2 separate regions of the Homo sapiens genome follow, and region 1 is linked to region 2. A link is a contact called in ENCODE Hi-C data. All regions are on one chromosome and are shown on one strand. The core of a region is the stretch at or near the end of the contact, and the rest is flanking DNA. Distances in the headings are between cores, read along the strand shown.

Region 1 (2,569 bases), core at 70-2,569, 240 kb before region 2:
TTTGAAAATATTATAACTGGATATTTCTTCAAACAGATGTCCTGGATGATGGTCCATAAGAATAATGAAGAAGTAGTTAAAAATGTATGGACAGTTTTTCCGGCAAAATTTGTAGCTTATGTCTTGGCTAAATAGTCAAGGGGTAATATGGGCCTGTTGTTTAGTGTCTCCTTCCTAAAGAGCACTTTTGTATTGTAATTTATTTTTTATTATGCTTTAAACACTATGTAAATAAACCTTTAGTAATAAAGAATTATCAGTTATATAATTTGTGTATATACATATCTAGAAGTTCTACATTGCAGGAAAAACAGATGGATATATATTTAATCTTTACCAAAAAGTTTTCTTAGTAGAGACAACCTGCAAGTCAATAATGGATACAGTTAGTTTCTAATGGGTAAACAGAAGTATACGGATTTCCACAGAATTTTCACACTGTTTTGGATAGCTGGGAATTGGGCATAACAACACTACTTAGTTTGAGGGCTCTTTCAAAGAAAAGTATCAAAGATTCTATTTAGTACTTTGCATTACACTTTTAATAGGGAAAACTACTGGCTTTCAAGTCTAGTAAAGGAATGGAAATTGAAAAATGGAAACTTATTAATTCTTCCCCAAAGCGAAAGCATACTTTTATTCTCCTCCTGCTTTCATTGACATGTGGCAATTTCCAGGGAAGAGGCTTACTGATTATTAAAGCAGTGTACTTATTGTACCATCTCTTTTTCAGAAGTATGTGACGCCATCTCACTTCAAGTACTGTGATAACATAACTTTCTTACTTTTCCAACCAAAGACACAGAAATCCCAGTTCCTCTTTTCCTCTAATACAGGCTGTAATGATTTGATCATCATTGCCACCGCCAAAAGTAATTTAATAAACACCCAATTTTGGAGGCTGCAATACTTACACTAAAAAGGACACCAACCAATGAGGCTTGTGGCACATATCACTACAAGCACCTAATATATATTTATCTATACTGTATGATCTCCCAGGTGTTTCTGAACTCTAAATTTACAGTAGTGTATTCTGAGAACCTTCAACTAAATCTCGAGACGTAAAAACGATGTCTGACATGCAGTCAGAGCATCAAAATTATTTAGTTCTGCAGAATTCCATAAAAACAAAATTGTAATTATTCCAAGTCCGTAGCCTACTTCATTTTCAAGCAAAAGAGAGCATTTAGCTCCCGCCTGAAAGTTAATAAATCTCTGGTCAGTGAAACCAGGTGTGGTTCTGGAAAGAAGCCAGGTTCCTATGGTAACTTCGGATCGCCATTTAAGTTGTCTCTCGGCCTCCTGCTCTGACGTCACTTCCGGTGTTACCTGTGTCGTTACCGGGAGCTGTAAACAAGGTGTGCAAGCATCTGAAGAGCTGCCGGGATGCAGCAGAGAGGAGCAGCTGGAAGCCGTGGCTGCGCTCTCTTCCCTCTGCTGGGCGTCCTGTTCTTCCAGGGTGAGTGCTCCGGCTGGCTACGCTCCACTTCCGGCCGGGGGGTTAGGGAAGATGGTCGCTTTTCCGGTTCCGGGTAGGGGGGTCTCCAGAAAGCCCCCGCATAGCTCTGGGAAGGAAGGAGGGAGGGAGCGGGACGTTGGGACGATGTCATCACCACCCCGTTGAGGATAGTTGGTATTTTGTCAGTCCTTTCCTGAGCTTTGGGAGCTTTTTCACCTTGCGTGACCTGTCATTGTAGTTTGGTGATAGCATACTTGATGGAACCACAAAGAGCTCTGGCTTTGGGGGCACCCGGTGTTATTTTGTGGTGTTATTATCAGTGGTTGACCGCTGTCGTTTGGGCGCTGTATACCCTGATTAGAAAGAAAACAGTTCTAGCATTCAGTAGTTTGCCCCAGTAGTTTTGGGAAACAAAATCATGACAGTTGGTAATTTTATTTTTTGTAGGTGATTATTGTAGTCTATAAAATGAAATATTTGCTAGTCACAGAAGGGATGTGATGTGATTCGTTATAGAGAAGCATATCGATGAAAAAGTAACTGCTTTAGCATTTTCATAACTTTTTTTAATACAAGAAAGAGCATATAAATTCTGTTAAAATTTATTAAGTAATATCAGAAGTAGGGTATTCACACTGACATTCACATCTTAAAATTAGGTGAGTTTTGCTTTCATATAATTTTCAAATTGCATAAATTTCAATCCAGCCTAATTACCTTCATCTTAAGGTACAATTATTTCCTGGATTTTGTGTATGTGTGTCTTCCTGGGAAATAAAATATTAGTATATCTAGTATTAGAGTGAATTGCTAAATTTATAAAATTTCCTTGAGGGTAATGGGGATTTCTGAAAGAGATATTTAATATTATATAAATATAAATAGTTTAATATAAAGACTTCAGATGTCCTAAATCTTAGCAGTTAAGGCTGGAAAGTTTTTAACTGGTGACTAATATTCATGTTGCCAGCACACCCCCGATCCCTCCCAGCTGCCTGTGTCATCATAAGTCTCCAGTTTTTAAGCTAAATTACTTTGCAGTATGATATTTAGGCTGGCCTACTGTCACTCCTAATAAACCCAGTCCTCTCTCTCTCTCTTTCACAC
Region 2 (5,176 bases), core at 435-2,934:
CCAACTTCCCTGAAGACTGAGCTGGGCCTCGACTCTGCCCTGCCCCCTCTGTACTTGATTCCAGCACTTTCAACCCTCCCCCTGCCCCATCCCCAATCTGGGCCTGTTCTCTTACTGCTCAAGGCCTCAGTGCCTCCCAAACATGGCCAACTCCCAATTTTGATGTGCAGTGCTGAGAACAGTCTAGAAACATGTTCTTGTCGCCTAGGCTCCTGCAATGGGCTGGGCACGGGGGAGTGGGTGAGTTCTACATTACAGTGTTCTGCATTTCTTGTGCAAAGCCTGTCCTGTGGCAAAAGTGGGCCAGAAATGGTGGGAGTGTGAAGAGGAACCCAGGCGAGGCTGAACAAACCAGATAATGCACCAGGGAAACCAGGAATCCACTGTAGTTTGGTAGACAGCAGGGCAGTTCCCCTCGTGAGTCATCACTCCTTTCTCCGGTCTGTGCCCTGCTGGACTGGAGGCAGAGTGTGCACAGGACGTCAGCTTAGAAGGTGCTTAGTGCAGACTTGTTCAAACCAGAGAGGCAGAGTCCTCGGGGCTCCTGTGGATGGAGTAGGGCAAGAGAAGGGAGCCTGTCACTGCTGAAACCTGCAGTTAGAACAGCCAGCTGCCAGCCTCTCTGCTAGCAGCCCAGCAACAGATGCAGGAGCCCAATAGAGCAAGTGGGAGGAGGAGGGAAGCTGTGTGATTTCTCTTCCTGTGCTCCCTTTCCCAAAGCCTCATTTCTCGTTTTGGGTTCTAGCAGATTGTAGAGGAAGGAAGGTGGGGAGCCTCACCAGCCCTTACCCCATTTTCTGCCAGGGTCTGGAGGCCATTCTCCCAGCATAGCCAGGCTTTGACTTAATTACCAAGTCTCTGGATTTGGAGGTCTTCAACTGAGTCTTCTGCCCCTGAGTAAGTGGGAGTGAGGAAGGCCCCTTAGTGGTTCTGAGACCCCTCCCTTCCTTGAAGGCCTCTTGGAATAGCAGGGAGGGGAGATGAGTTGTCTTCGGCTTCCTTCCTTGGATTTCAATTCTGAGGACTGGGGCCTCTTTCCTAACCCCTGAGGTTTGGGCCCCAGTAAAACTTTCTTTCTTTCTTTTTTTGAGATGGAGTCTTGCCCTGTTGCCCAGGCTGGAGTGCAGTGGCGGGATCTTGGCTCACTGCAACCTCCGTCTCCCAGGTTCAAAGGATCCTCCTGCCTCAGCCTCCCAAGTAGCTGGGGTTACAGGTGTGCGCCATCATGCCCGACTAACTTTTATATTTTTAGTACAGATGGGGTTTCACTATGTTGGCCAGGCTGGTCCCGAACTCCTAACCTCAAGTGAGCCACCCGCCTCGGCCTCCCAAAGTGCTGGGATTATAGGTGTCAGCTGCTGCACCTGGCCCGGCCCCAATAAAACTCTGTACCCGCACCCTGCCTAGCAGGGATCCTGGGTCTGCAGTCCATGCCCGGCCACCCTAGGCCCCCGGAAGTGCTCAGAACTCAGTAGCCTTGGGGAATCTTGAAAGGGAGGATGGGACCCAGGACCCAGGTGGCCCTGGCCCCAGGTCTGTGGCTTCAGGTGAGGAGACGGGGACAGCTGCCCGGGGCTGGGAGCACGGAGGGTATTTCCCATCCTCGGGAGCAGAACTGATACTGGGCGACTTCCTCTTTTAGGGCCCTCTGACGCACCCTCTGTCCCCTCAGCCTCCCCCTCTTTTCCTTACTTCCGCAGGCTACTGGCGAGCACAGCTTTCTTCACCCTTGGGGCCTGGGCCTTACCCCTGGACTTTGCGTGTTTCTGTTGAGGGCTCTAAAGGGCAGATTCCAGCTTGTTTAGAAACGATTCGGGAGCAGATGCCTGGAAACCCAGCCACAGGTTTGGCTGAGCCAGGCACTGGCTGGGACCCAGATCATAGCAGTGCCAGAGCCTCTCCCAACACCTTCCCGCTACCTTTTTACGGTTCTTCTTTCCACTGGCCCTAAGAGCCCAGAGGCAGTCACGGGGGCTGGGGGTCCAAGGGCTGGCTGGTCCGGGTTCCCCTGCCACGCTTTGGTGCCTTCTCTGGGGCTATTCTCCAGCCTGGGTGGCCTCTTGTCCCTGCAGCCCCTCCCCTCCTGGCCATATCTAGTCTCTGTGAGATGGCCCAAGTCCGTCTTTGCTGTGACTTCGCTCAGGGCTTGAGACTTGACACCAACCATTTTGATCTGAATTGCAGGTGGCCACATTTCCTCCATTTGTGCTGTTCCTCAACCAGGCTGAACCCTCTGCCAACAAAGTTATGTTCCATAGGTCTTTAGTAACTCCTAAAACTGGAGCGTGCTGGAGGAGGTCAGTGACTACTTGCCGAGTAGAGAAGAGACACCCAATGTAGCCACAGAAGGCTGCTTTGTCCTAGAAAATTGATCAAAATCATGATGAGGCTGGGAGGCGAAGAGGGAGCTTTTCTCTCCTCTAAGTTCTCCTTGAAGTCTTAATGATCTCGTCCCATGCCAGTGGCATTGGAGGGGGCCAGGTGCCAGGAGCCAGGAGGGCAGTGTCTCTGGTGCCCCTCTCTCTGCTTCAGGAGTCTGAGAAACTCAAAGTAGGAGCAGATGGGAGGATCATTATTATCTTTTTAAAAACTGCTTAGTGATCAAAAGGAGGAGCAGAGACTGTTTGCACAGTTCACAGTCCACAGAACACAAAGCCTTTTCTTGCATGGTACTGCATTTTGAGCCTTATGTCAAGCTTGAGACACAGGGATTATTCTTGGTCCCGTTTTACATATGGGGGCACTTGGGTCAGAAAAGCAGCATGCTTTACCCAAGTTCCACAACTGGCTACTGGCTGCACCAGAGCTGAGCAGAGTCTGCACCCTCACGGATGTAGCTGACATCAGGGCGTAAGGATGAGAACTGAATGTAGTATAAGGTCTGGTTCTGACCCTGCCCTGATGTGCTGTGTGGTCATGGGCTACTTACTCCACCTCTTTGGACATCTATTTCAGCATCTGGAATCAAAAGATTGGACTATTTTTCCAAGGCTTCTCCTGGTTCTTACCTGTAGGAGAGCAAAGACCTCATCTACTTTTTTTTTTTTTTTTTTTAAAGCGTCTGCATTCTCAGTTCTTAGCGTATAGCCTGGTCCATAGTAGGTGCTCAGTAAACAATTAAAAGATGCAAGTACAAAGTGTCAATATATCTTTCTAATTTAGGAGATGGCAGTTGAAAGGTGATGGCTGCAGTTCCCTAGTGGTCTAGGATTCTAAGCATTACTTAGCCTTTCCTTGACTCTGCGTGTGTCTGACCAGGTTCCAAGTCTGGCCCATTCCCAACCAACTTTACCTGTAGGGTGAAACGCTAACATTTGCTGAGCACATATCAGTGCAGGGCAGAGGCTTATGATGCGCGTCTTCATCCTCACAGCCTCACAGGTGAGGGAACAGAGGCCCAGAGTGCCGTGAAGTGATTTGTTCAAGGCCAAGCAAGAATCTATTTTCTTTATAGTCCTTTGTCACCCACTTCTAGCCTCAGTCCAAACTGGCAGCTATCCTAACATCCTTGGCCCCCAAGAACATACTCCTCCCTCCAGATGGTCTCTAATCTCTTTTTGGGGTCTCCTTGTGTGGTGAGAAGGGCGCTCAGGAGCCCAGTCCTCCCCAGGCCCCATCCTCAGCTCTGAGCTTCCCACTGACCCACTCCTCTTTCTTCCTTTTGTTTTTTTAGAACTTCCTTGACCTCCAAATCACCAAATTCTGCCCATTCTTCATGCCAGCTCAAATTTCCCTTCTCCAGGGAGACTTCTGTAAGACCCATGGATCTTGTGCTCTGCTGATTTTAAATACAGATAGTCTCAGGCCCCCATAACTTTATTATTGATTATTTCTTTGCATTCATTTATTCACGCTGCTTCCATAACATGCCAGGAACTATGCTAGGCACCATGGGGGCATCCAGTCTCCCTGAAATTAACCTTGCTTTCTCCTATTTGATGGGCATTTCTTGCAGGCAGAATCAGGTTTTAAACCTCTTCTGAGTTCTCCACGGTACTTTGCATGGCTCTGGCCATAGCCAGGAACTTCTCAGGAAATTGTGTTGAAATCTCTCTTCAGAACATCTTGGGCATTGCTTCATCCCTGGTGCAATCCTAGGTGCTCTGAAAACCAAAACTTTTGATCTCTCCCCATCCTTGACTACATTCAACCTTGTGCTCATGATCAGTTACATTTCTGAGAGAGAGCACACAGATGACGATTTTTCTATCTTAAAGGATAACCTAAGGAATGATCAAAACCGTGACAAGGCTGGCAGGTGAAGAGGGAGCTTTTCTCTCCTCTAGGTTCTTCTTCAAATCTTAATGGTCTTGTCCCATGCCAGTGGCATTGGAGGGGGCCTGGTGCCAGGAGCCAGGAGGCCAGAGTCTCTGGTGCTCCACTCTCTGCTCCAGGGGTCTGAGAAACTCAAAGTGGGAGCAGATGGGAGGATCATTATTATATTTCTAAAAACTGCTTAGTGATCTAAAACCATCTAGAAGCCGTGATATTTAAACAGATCTGGTACAAAACAGGAAGCCAGTGGCCTGGTGAATTCTCACACTTGGAGACCAGAAGTGAAAATGTTCTGCCTGCCCAGAGTAGCAGCAGGCCAGCAAAACAACAGGTGTGGCCGGGCACGGTGGCTCACGCCTGTAATCCTAGCACTTTGGGAAGCCAAGGCGGGTGGATCACTTGAGGTCAGGAGTTCAAGATCAGCCTGGCCAACATAGTGAAAACCCATCTCTGCTAAAACTACAAAAATTAGCCGAGCGTGGTGGCTCGTGCCTATAATCCTAGCTACTAGGGAGGCTGAGGCAAGGGAATTGCTTGAATCTGGGAGGCAGATGTTGCAGAGAGCTGAGATTGTGCCACTGGACTCCAGCCTGGAGACAGAGCAAGACTGTCAAAAGAAAAAAAAAAAAAGAAAGCAAGAAGTTGAAAAACAAATCAAGAAAAAACAGGTTGGGCAGTGCTGGAAGTGAGTTTTTATCTGCAGAGCTATTGGGTTGGTCTACTCCTCCCTAATCAGGAGGATGCGGTTTCTCATGATAAGCAGAGAACCACTGGGGGGATGATGGTGAGCAGTATAAGAAGTCACATCTTCGGCCGGGCACAGTGGCTCACACCTATAATCCCAGCACTTTGGGAGGCCAAGGCGGGTGGATCACAAGGTCAAGAGTTTGAGACCATCCTG

Evidence for each region. Hi-C counts contacts between places; a loop is a spot of excess contacts on that map. Pooled maps may share reads with other maps.
Region 1: a pooled map shows a loop between it and region 2 (4-fold over the local background). The contact joins the promoter of MPZL3 here to the enhancer-like site in region 2. A Hi-C loop is called at or near these places in 4 of 37 single-sample maps with no recorded cell type and 11 of 50 pooled maps.

What each region holds. Positions count from the first base shown.
Region 1 is chr11:118,251,115-118,253,683 of GRCh38, reverse strand. It overlaps MPZL3 (myelin protein zero like 3), which reads left to right and starts at 1,319. Exons shown (of 6, transcript NM_198275.3): 1 at 1,319-1,462. The coding sequence starts at 1,390. It overlaps MPZL2 (myelin protein zero like 2), which reads left to right. Exons shown (of 6, transcript NM_005797.4): 6 at 1-268. RefSeq lists enhancers at 877-1,437, 1,787-1,836, 1,438-1,999.
Region 2 is chr11:118,007,604-118,012,779 of GRCh38, reverse strand. The region is part of intron 4 of SMIM35 (small integral membrane protein 35); the gene reads left to right. Among named protein-coding and RNA genes, the nearest start is that of IL10RA, 24 kb to the right of the region's middle. RefSeq lists enhancers at 1,545-2,045, 2,191-2,290 and a silencer at 2,815-2,864. Within about 2 kb of position 1,684, at least 21 of the 41 ENCODE cell types and tissues checked have a DNase peak (open chromatin) inside an H3K27ac peak, as active enhancers do.